Linked DNA regions of Homo sapiens: all the other regions are linked to region 2. The links are chromatin contacts, found by Hi-C or POLR2A ChIA-PET in ENCODE. All regions are on one chromosome and are shown on one strand. Each heading gives the region's core, a stretch centred on a gene start or an enhancer-like site at or near the end of the contact. The rest is flanking DNA. Distances are from core to core; before and after follow the strand shown.

Region 1 (3,446 bases), core at 819-3,318, 180 kb before region 2:
GCCCGTCCCTTGGGATCCTTCCCCTGGGGTGTAGCCTTGTTCATTAGTATATACTCATTCCTTCATGCTTTCCTCAGCAGAACACTTCCACTTCTGAGGTGAGCTTTTGCCCCATGCCCTTCCTCCACAGGTGTTGCCTTTTTATAAAGACCTGATAGCAGAATAAATTGGTGTTTCCCTGTTGACCCAGCACCATTTCTGTGGGCCTAGAATATGGCCCTCAACCCTTAGAGTGGGGCAGTGAGGGCTTGAGGAGTGACCCTTCCTTTCTCATGGTTTTAGTCATTTTGGCTGCCAGCCCTTAATGGCACAGATCTGCTGCTTCTAACAGATGGCCAGGAGGTGACACCGATTTCAGCCATTGCCAAGGTTAGCACCCTCTCCTTTGAGCCTAGGGCCACACTGTTCATTGTCACTTTAGGCAAGTGCCTGTTTGGCTTTAAAGGTAAGCCTGCCAGCTGTGAGAAGCCTTGGTAACTGATGGACTCATTTCCTGGTCCTTAAAGATGCAGCCTCTTAAGGGCTCCTTGATGGATGCCATCTCTCCTAGCCCCCAGCCCTGGTGCCACTGGTGGGCAGGTTCCCATTCTTTGGGGCTGGGAGGGACAGCTTGCCTGTTTCTGGTCACAAATTACAGTCTTCTCTCCTGTACCATTCTGTGGCTTCAGCCATGGGGGCAGTAGCCCTTCATTAGTGTAGATAGTCATTCCCTGGTAGGGTGGAGGGTAAGACATAGGGTCTGGAACTGTTTGGGACCTTTTGGGGATGTCCTGTGCCTCCCAGATTCCTCGATTCTGGGAGGAGAGGCTGCCGCATTCTGCTGCTCCTCACAGCGAGCAAAGCTGCACCCACTTACATTCAGTATTTTCCTGGCACTACAAAGAGTGGGAAGGCCTGGGATTTGCTGCTGCTCCCTTAGAGCAGGGCCCCTCTTTTCAGCACTTTGGACACCTGGAGACCCAGCCCTGTTATTTAATGGTAGTGGGCAAGTGTGTGTGCATACTGTCTGCCACTGCTTTCTCCCTGCCCCATGCCAGAGAGCCCTGTCCCTGCCAGGCCCAGCCTTCTTAGCCCCAACTTGGGAACAAAGTGCAACATGGGATCATGGGTTGGGGTGCTCAGGTGAGCCCTCTCTATAGTGCTTCCCTGGGCCAAGCTGACACCAGCCCCTGAGGGTGGGGTGGGACGGGTGGTGCTTAAAAGAGGAAGGGGACCAGTGTAGCAACTTGCCAGGGACCCCACCCCTCCCTCTCTGGGCCTGTGCAGTGAGCATGGGGATTCCCATCAAGGGGCCTGGCACCTGTGCTAGTTACGTAGCCGCTGCTCACGCGCTCACTCCTGACCACATGCACGTTCCCTAGATGCAGACTGCTTTGAACTTTAAAGCTGTACAATTTGGTTATGTTTGTGCTGACTTAAAATATATTTTAATGAGGAAAAAATAATGGAGAACCCTGGGAAGGACCTGGTTCTTTTGCTTCTCGGGGAACTGTAAGCCCTCGCGTTCTGGGAATCGCTCTCTGCTGCTCTTTCCTGGAAGCTAAGCCTGTCTCCACCGCCCGAGGCCTGCGCCGGTGGCTCCCGCCGCAGTTGCGTTTGCTTTGGACCTTGCGTGCGGGGGAGGGGGTGCTCGGTCCGAGCCCGCTCCTTTCTGTACACCTAGCGCTGCCCGCCCCGCTTGTGTCTGAGGTCGTGTATGTCAAAAATAAAGCCGCTAGAAACGGAGGCGAGTCTGTCTTTGTGAAAATCCCGTGGCCCGGGAGCCTTCCCTGGTCACCCTCGGGGCGAGGCCGGGGCCGTGGGGCGGGGCCGGCGGCTGCTGGACCGCGGCGAAGCAGGGAACAAGGCCTCGCCCTTGGCGCCAGTTCCGCCTTTGGATCCGCCAATGGCCAGCTGACCCGCGGGTCCCGGCCCGGGTCTCCATGGCAGCCCGGCGTACTCGGGCGCTCATTGGCTACGTCTGTCGCAGCGCTGCGCTCCAACGTTCCGACGCCGGCGGCCGTGCCACGTACGCGGCAGCCGATTGGCCCGCGGTGGTCGCGTCACTGCCCGCGCCGGGTCCGGCCTGAGTTCGGGGCCAGCAGCCGTCTACCCGGTGTCGCGTTCTGTGTTGTGGCGGCCCTGGATCCGGCGTCAGGGCGACCGGGCGGACGAGGTGGAGCCAGAGTCTGTCAGGCGGGTTGGTGAAGGGCGCGGGGCCGGGCACGGCGTTGGGAGTGCGCGGCAGGGACCGGCCAGGCGGGCTGCAGGCACCTCAGAGCCCGGGACACCCCCTCAACGTCCGCAGGCGCGATGAAGGCACTGATCTTAGTGGGGGGCTATGGGACGCGGCTACGGCCGCTGACGCTGAGCACCCCGAAGCCACTGGTGGACTTCTGCAATAAGCCCATCTTGCTGCACCAAGTGGAGGCGCTAGCCGCGGTAAGACCCTGGGTCGGGATCAGAGTCGCGTTCGGATCTGGCGGGACTAGGGATGGCCAGCGACTAGGGGTCAGGGGCTCCCGTACCTTCTGACTGAGCCCGCCCGTCGGCCTGCGTTCTGACAGGCAGGCGTGGACCACGTGATCCTGGCCGTGAGCTACATGTCGCAGGTGCTGGAGAAGGAAATGAAGGCACAGGAGCAGAGGGTGAGGCACAGACTCTTGGCCCTTATTCTCGGTCCCCGCCCAACTTCCCATCCTGGTAGAACCTGACTGGGGGGGCCTCTTCCTTCCAGCTGGGAATCCGAATCTCCATGTCCCATGAAGAGGAGCCTTTGGGGACAGGTCAGTAGAGGCAGAAAGGTCCCTTGGGGGAGGGTTTAAGGCCAGGAAAAGGGTAAGACCCAGCCTGGAGTGGGCCTGCTGAGCCTGAATCCAGGGACTCAGACCTCCAGCAAGGTGGTGACCTGTCCCCTTCCCCCAGCTGGGCCCCTGGCGCTGGCCCGTGACCTACTCTCTGAGACTGCAGACCCTTTCTTCGTCCTCAACAGTGACGTGATCTGCGATTTCCCCTTCCAAGCCATGGTGCAGTTCCACCGGCACCATGGCCAGGAGGGCTCCATCCTGGTAAGGCGCCAGGTCTTCTCTCTCTTGACACTTTCACCCTCCATGCCCAGCCTCCCATGCCCCCTAGCCTTCATCTGCCTTCGGATGTTATGGATACAGAGCTGTGCAGTATGTATCTTTAAGCACTTGGGGCAGAGTCTCTTGAGATCTGGAACGGCATGTGTATCAAGGCTTAGGAACACTGGACTAGGTCCGAGGTCCCCTTCCTTGCATTCAGGTGACCAAGGTGGAGGAACCCTCCAAGTACGGTGTGGTGGTGTGTGAGGCTGACACAGGCCGCATTCACCGGTTCGTGGAGAAGCCACAGGTGTTTGTGTCCAATAAGATCAACGCAGGCATGTACATCCTGAGCCCTGCAGTGCTGCAGCGCATCCAGGTGTGTAGGAGACAGCTGTTGGT
Region 2 (3,408 bases), core at 769-3,268:
TAAAAATACAAAAATTAGCTGGGCGTGGTGGCACGTGCCTGTAGCCCCAGCTACTCGGGAGGCTGAGGCAGGAGAATCGCTTGAACCTGGGAGGCAGAGGTTGCAGTGAGCCGAGATTGTGGAGTGCACTCCAGCCTGGTGACAGAGCGATACTCCATCTCAAAAAAAAAAAAAGATTGTTTGGGCTGGGCATTGTGGCTCACGCCTGTAATCTCAACACTTTGGGAGGCCAAGGCGGGCAGATCACCTGAGGTCAGGAGTTTGAGACCAGCCTGGCCAACATGGCGAAACCCCATCTCTACTAAAAATACAAAAAACTAGCTGGGTGTGGTGGTACACACCTGTAATCCCAGCTACTAGGGAGACTGAGGCAAAAGAATCTCTTGACCCTGGAAGGCAGAGGTTGCAGTGAGCTGAGATTGTACCACTGCACTCCAGCCTGGATGACAGAGCGAGACTCCGCCTCAAAAAAAAAAAAAAGAAAAAAAAAAAACGATTGCATTGAAGTTGGGGCTTGAAAGTGCCACTTTCCGGCCAGTAACTCAGTAACTGACATTATCCAGTTTGTACTGTGGCCAGGCCACGGTGCAGAAGAAAATTAACTGTTTAGGTTTTATAATGTCAGTAAGTCCCAACTGAACGTTGATTTTGTTGTTTTTGTTTTTGTTTTTGTATGACAGAGTTTCGCCCAGGCTAGAATGCAGTGGCGAGATCTCGGCTCACTGCAACCTCCACCTCCCGGGTTCAAGCGGTTCTTCTGCCCCAGCCTCTCGAGTAGCTGGGACTACAGGTGTGCACCACCACACCTGGCTAGTTTTTGCATTTTTAGTAGAGACGGGGTTTCACCATGTTGGCCAGGCTGGTCTTGAACTCCTAACCTCAGGTGATCCACCCGCCTTGGCCTCCCAAAGTGCTGGGATTACAGGCGTGAGCCGCTAGGCCCGGCCTCTCTCAAGACCTTTTGCAACGGAAGTGGGAAGTGATCCTAGACTACTGGCTCCAATTCCCTAGAAAGGGAGCTGGTCTGGCGTGAGCTCTGGACCATTTTGGCAGGCTCCAAACTTGGTTTTGCCCTCTATAGCCTAAGGATGCGACACCATGCGGACAGAAGACAACAGCACCCTCAGCCCTGGCCCTGGCCAGCTCCCAACTGGATGTCCCTGCTGTTCCAATGCATGCCTAGAGCTGTGAAGACTGCTTTGGGAAAGGTGTTTCCTGGGGTTTCAGGGTACCCCCACTCAGGGAAAGAGTAAGTCGCCAGCAGCCTCATCCCACGTCTGCTTCTAGTGCCAAGCAGGGGGACCCAATCACACAAGTGGAGGCACCTCATCTCCATCCAGTACCCTCCCAGATCTCACAGTACCCTATCAGGCTACCCCCTTTAGGCGGTGCCCTCAGGAGCTCTCTGGCTGGAGGAAGGAGAGACAGAGAGGCCCTGCAAGCGCTGAGCTCTATCTATACCGTGTGCAGGTCCCGCGCTGGCTCCGCGGGGCACGGGGCCTGGAGGCAGGCAAACGCTAAGGCGAGGGAGTACGCACAGGAGGGCTCCTTATTGGTTCCCCACCTCTGAATTAAAGGTTTGCTGACTGGGGTCTCGGTAGCGGAAGCCTGGGCCCCAGACTCGCCCCTCTTATTGCCTGCTCGCTTCCCTTGCCTAGGGAGAAGGGCACTGGCGAATCACAGGCTCCCCAGTTGCAGCTACACTCGCCCCGATGCCCTCAGGGACTGTGCGGCAGTGGTGGAGAGAAGACAAGTCTAGTTACACCACCAGCTAGCGGCCGCGCTCGGACTGGCTCCCCGCGGTTGGGCTACTCGCGGGCTTCGCCCCGCCCGCCCGCCGGCCCCACGGCCTTAGCCCTGCCCACAGCCCCGCTCGGCCCCGCGCTGCCGGAGATTTTCGTCCGCTCCCGAGCGGCCTCAGCTCGACCCACGGCCGGCCTCCGGAGGCTAGCGCTTTCCGGGAGCTGGCGGCGTTATTAGCCCCGCCCACAGCCCGACTCTTCAGCCCCGCCCACCGCTGGCGACTTAATCCTCTGGCGCCACCTCCTGGGAGGCCGCGGACACTGTCTCCCTCTTCGGCCCAGAGCTGCTCCTGGCAGTCCACTCTGCTGGGCTCACCTGGGGGGCATCTGGAGCCACTACCAAGGTTGGGAGCTCTCCCTATCCCCAGCCCGAACCTGCCCAAGGCCCTGCGTCTCGCCACACGGAGCCTTCACAGGGACATGGACAGAACAATTCGTCTGACCCGAACTGAGACTCTAGGATAATCGCCACCAAAACTGGGGGTAGTGGGGCTAACCAGGGCCCCAGCAACCCGGTCTTCATGCTGCCCATGCCCTAGGCTGTCCTTAGGAGGGCCCCTCCTGCAGGAGCACCCGAACTCCAGCTGATGGGAGCCCCCACTTTGAACCTCTTGCCGAACCTCCTCTAGATCTTCTAGGGTCCCCACAGGGAAATGGTACCCAGCATTTCTCCATAGGTGCTTCAAATAATTCTTTGCTGCTCTACAACAGGAACAGAATTTCATCATCAGAATTAAACCTGGCCGGGCACGGTAGCTCACGCCTGTAATCCCAGCACTTTGGGAGGCCGAGGTGAGTGGATCACCTGAGGTCAGGAGTTCAACACCAGCCTGGCCAACATGGTGAAACCTTGTCTCTACTAAAAATACAAAAATTAGCCGGCCGTGGTGGCGGATGCCTGTAATCCCAGCTACTCCAGAGGTTGAGGCAGGAGGATCGCTTGAATCCGGGAAGTGGAGGTTGCAGTGAGCCGAGATGGTGCCACTGCACTCCAGCCTGGCCGACAGAGCAAGACGCTGTCTCAAAATAATAATAGTAGTAGTAGTAATAATAATAATAATAATAATAATAATAATAATAATAATAATAAAACCTAAAGTGTTTGGGTCATATTTAGAACTGAACACGCCTCACACTAGCCACAAGACCCAGACCAATAACTCCCTTGCCCTCTCTGGGCCTCAGTGACTTTGCCTCAAGGTAGTTGTGAGGAAGGTGAGCAAAACAGGGAAAGAGTCACCAATGGATTTGGATTTTTAAGATATTGAAATCCCAGGCCAGGCGCGGTGGCTCACGCCTGTAATCCCAGCACTTTGGGAGGCCAAGGCAGGCGGATCACAAGGTCAGGAGATCGAGACCATCCTGGCTAAAACGGTGAAACCCCGTCTCTACTAAAAATACAAAAAAATTAGCCGGGCGTGGTGGCGGGCACCTGTAGTCCCAGCTACTCGGGAGGCTGAGACAGGAGAATGGCATGAACCCAGGAGGTGGAGCTTGCAGTGAGCTGAGATTGGGCCACTGCACCAGTCTGGGTGACAGAGCAAGACTCCATCTCAAAATAATAATAATAATAATAATAATAATAATAATACAAAAAATGAGCCAG
Region 3 (3,525 bases), core at 364-2,863, 250 kb before region 2:
CAGCTCTCCAAGAGGACCTTACTGTGGTAAATCCAAGTTATCACAGTCTTTACTCGTCTGTTGAGTCTGTGGGCCTGAACCCCCTCAGGGTACTGGAGAACCTCCCTTTTTTTTTTTTGAGACAGAATTTTGCTCTGTCACCCAGGCTAGAGTGTGGTGGCGTGATCTCAGCTCACTGAACCTCTGCCTCCCAGGTTCAAGTGATCCTCCTGCCTCAACCTCCTGAGTAGCTGGGATTACAGGCACCTGCCATCACGTCCAGCTAATTTTTGTATTTTTAGTAGGGACAGGGTTTCACCATTTTGGCCAGGCTGGTCTCGAACCTCTGACCTCAAGTGATCCACCTTCTTTGGCCTCCCAAAGTGCTGGATTACAGGCATGAGCCACTGCGCCTAGCTAGGAGGACCTCCCCTTCTGAACCAGTTATGGTATCCCAGGGCCAGGAAGAAGCTGAAAGCCTTCTGTGGGAACAAAACAAAGCAAAACAAAAACGCTTCATGGGGCTTCCACCAAAGTTAGTGTTTTAAGGCACGCCTCAGGAACAGCAACTTGGAAGCAGGTTGTTCCAGGAAGTGGTTGTAGGCAGATTTTTCCTGAGTTCTTCCCCTGCTCTGAGGGCTCATTAAATCTTCCTCTGAGAAGCTCCACTTTTATCTTCATTTTACAGATGGGACAACCAAAGCTAAAGAGAGGCTAAGGCTCAAAAGTCAGAGTTAGCTAGTTGGGGCATTTGGGTGTGGGCCCAGGCCACGTAACTTCATCTGTTGTTCTAAGCCTGAAGCCAAGCCCAGAGTTAGGTGTTCTGTATGGGGAGCAAGGTGTGACCATCTTCCTGGGACCATTAGTCTGCTTGGGAGGCCGGTCATGACAGTCCAGGGCAAAAGATGCTGTCACAGGATCTCAAGACAAGATGCTCTAGGGAAGAGAAAAGGGAGTGCCCGCTGTGTGTCAGGACTTGTGCTAGGCTCTAAACCTCAGGCAGGAAAGCATGGGCAATGAGCCAGAGGCTGCTGTGGCAGCACAGACTGCGGTACCTCGAGGCTAGTAAGGGACAAAGCGTGGGAAGCTGGGATAGAGGCTCCTCACACTCTGAAACCAGCAGGAGGAGGTGCGAGACCCAGCACCTCCATTTCTAGAGGTGGCGTGACCTTGGCTCGGCCTCCCCTCTCTGAGCCTCAGTTTCCTCTCCAGAGTGAACTGGGGGCTGCACCCCCCTTCTCCCAGAGTGGGGGACAAAAAAACGAATAGCACACCGCTGAGATTCCCTGTGTGTGCGCAAGTGTATGACAAGACGCCGCCGGTACCGCACGAGGGCCAGGGACGCAGAGAGGCCAAGGGCGCTCCGGCCTCGTAGTAGCCAGCGAAAACTCCGCCGCCAGCCACTCCGGGAACGAAGCGCATGCGCCAACCCATGCCGTCACAGTCACGTGCCCCACGCTTTCGGCAGAGGCCCTGAGAGGCAGACTCTGACTGACACGTGAGCTGACCTGTCAGCAGGAAGCACTTCCCCTGGCGACGAGCAAAAAGACTGTTGATTGGGGATAGCACCCCCTCGGGGGCGGGTTCTTTGCAGTCCTGGTTACTATGACGCCCGGCCCCCGCCCCCTCGGCTAGCCGCCATCTTGTTGTTGATCCGTACCCAGTGGGCAGCGCCGGGAGCTGGACCAAGCGGCCGGTGAGAGGCCGCTGTAGCGGTGCTCAGCCACCTGTGCTGCCTGCCAGGGGGCGGGCCGAAACCTGGAGGCCCGGGGGGCCCAGCTCCCGTAGGGAGCCGTGGGCGCTCGGTGCCCGGGCCGGGCAGGTGAGTGACAGGAGCCGGGCCGATAGACCGGCCTGACGCCCGCGGGGAGGGCGGTGGCGGGCGCGGGGTTGGAGTGGGCGCGTGTGGGGTCGGGGCTCCGGTGGGGCCATCACTGGAACATCGCTCGAGCGTCCTGACCGGCCGCCCGCCGAGCCTCCCAGATGCTGGCACCGAAGCCGGGGGGACAGCCGGTGTGGAGGACGGAGAGCGCCAGTGCCTGAGGGTTGGCCGGCTAGTAGCGGGAAACCAGCTTCTCTGACCGAAGCTCTGGACTCCGCTGATCCGGAGCGCTAAAGTGTGTCCGGTGCCACCCTGATGCTCTCCTGGGAGTTATGTTGCTCCTGGCTGAGAAATAGACTTACCTCTTTCTTAGATAGCGTTCCTGCGAGTGATTTTCAGGACGCTGGATGCTAAGACTAGACGAAGCAAGCCAAAGCCCCCGCGAGCCAGGCAGGCCGGTGTCACGGCCCTATGATTATGGCAAGGGGGACCCTCTGCCTGGCTGCTGCTTCCTGAGACCCGTTCGGAACCTCACGTGTACCTCGAAGCTCACCGTTTTCCTCGCAAAGAACCTGGTTAAATGTCCATAATGGCTGAGTTTTATTTTGGAACATAATTTCTTTGGTTCTTCACCACCACTTTTTGGAGAGTGGTAATGTCTTCCTCTTTTTGCTTTAGGAGAAAGTGAGTATTATGGTGATGACTTGATTTTATCTCCTAAAGGGATGCTCGCCATAGGAGACAAAGGAAACGTAGGAGTGTCTTAGAATCGGAAAAAGAAACTTGTTTTTGTTGTGGATGATATGGAACTGGCAAATTAACTGTTTTTTTTCTTTTTTTTCTTTTGAGACAGAGTCTCTCGCTCTGTTGCCCAGGCCGGAGTGCAGTGGCGCGATCTCGGCTCACCACAGCCTCCACCTCCCGGGTTCAAGCGATTATCCTGCCTCAGCCTCCCGAGTAGGTAGGACTACAGACACGCGCCACCATGCCCGGCTAATTTTTGTATTTTTAATAGAGACGGGGTTTCACCATGTTGGCCAGGCTGGTCTCGAACTCCTGACCTCGTGATCCACCCCCCTTGGCCTCCCAAAGTGCTGGGGTTACAAGTGTGAGCCACTATGCCCGGCGCAAATTAACTTTTAACAGTACTAAAATTATCTTGCTCAGTGAAAACACCTTCAAGCCCCTTTCCTGTGAATTTGGGCAAGTTGGAGATCCTCAGTAGAGTGTGCAGGTCTAGGAAGAGTTCTCATTGCTCCAAAACACATTTCTCTTGACCTGTGGCCTCTTTGGTTCTTTGTACAGTCTTCTTGTATGTGGTCATAGAATATGCCTGCATGAGATGACTAAGAAGTCAAGCGACAATACTTTGTGCACTTTTTGTTTTGTTTTGTTTTGTTTTGTTTTTTTGAGATGGAGTCTTGCTCCGTTGCCAGGCTGGAGTACAGTGGTGCCATCTCGGCTCACTGCAACCTCTGACTCCCTGGTTCAAGCAATTTTCCTGCCTCAGCCTCCCGAGTAGCTGGGACTACAGGCACGTGCCACCACACCTGGCTAATTTTTGTATTTTTAGTAGAGACGGGGTTTCACTATGTTGGCCAGACTGGTCTCGAACTCCTGACCTCATGATCAACCCGCCTCCGCCTCCCAAATTGTTGGGATTACAGGCATGAGCCACCGCGCCAAGCCTACTTTTTTTTTTTTTTTCTGAGACGAAGTCTCGT

Evidence for each region. A loop is a pair of places that touch in the nucleus more often than their neighbours do. ChIA-PET counts read pairs that join two places held with the same protein, here RNA polymerase II (POLR2A). Pooled maps may share reads with other maps.
Region 1: a loop to region 2 is called in a map with no recorded cell type, with 7 times the contacts of the local background. The contact joins the promoter of GMPPB here to the enhancer-like site in region 2. A Hi-C loop is called at or near these places in 1 of 168 maps with a recorded cell type or tissue (CD8-positive, alpha-beta T cell), 6 of 37 single-sample maps with no recorded cell type and 16 of 50 pooled maps. POLR2A ChIA-PET finds 5 or more read pairs at or near these places in 13 of 52 experiments (CD4-positive, alpha-beta memory T cell, CD8-positive, alpha-beta T cell, HepG2 and 7 more).
Region 3: a map of ascending aorta shows a loop between it and region 2 (3-fold over the local background). The contact joins the promoter of IP6K1 here to the enhancer-like site in region 2. A Hi-C loop is called at or near these places in 1 of 168 maps with a recorded cell type or tissue (ascending aorta), 2 of 37 single-sample maps with no recorded cell type and 16 of 50 pooled maps. POLR2A ChIA-PET finds 5 or more read pairs at or near these places in 5 of 52 experiments (H1, HEK293T, activated CD4-positive, alpha-beta T cell and 2 more).

The regions. Positions count from the first base shown.
Region 1 is chr3:49,722,573-49,726,018 of GRCh38, reverse strand. It overlaps GMPPB (GDP-mannose pyrophosphorylase B), which reads left to right and starts at 2,068. Exons shown (of 9, transcript NM_021971.4): 1 at 2,068-2,421; 2 at 2,547-2,627; 3 at 2,717-2,765; 4 at 2,905-3,047; 5 at 3,265-3,423. The coding sequence starts at 2,293. It overlaps IP6K1 (inositol hexakisphosphate kinase 1), which reads left to right. Exons shown (of 6, transcript NM_153273.4): 6 at 1-1,725. RefSeq lists a silencer at 1,575-2,024 and an enhancer at 2,665-2,764.
Region 2 is chr3:49,538,466-49,541,873 of GRCh38, reverse strand. No RefSeq gene overlaps it. Among named protein-coding and RNA genes, the nearest start is that of BSN-DT, 14 kb to the left of the region's middle. RefSeq lists a silencer at 1,682-1,911. Within about 2 kb of position 2,018, at least 24 of the 41 ENCODE cell types and tissues checked have a DNase peak (open chromatin) inside an H3K27ac peak, as active enhancers do; they include CD8-positive, alpha-beta T cell and ascending aorta, where a contact is called at or near this core.
Region 3 is chr3:49,784,630-49,788,154 of GRCh38, reverse strand. IP6K1 (inositol hexakisphosphate kinase 1) reads left to right here and starts at 1,613. Exons shown (of 6, transcript NM_153273.4): 1 at 1,613-1,801. RefSeq lists silencers at 750-914, 1,650-1,999 and enhancers at 1,090-1,159, 1,246-1,935.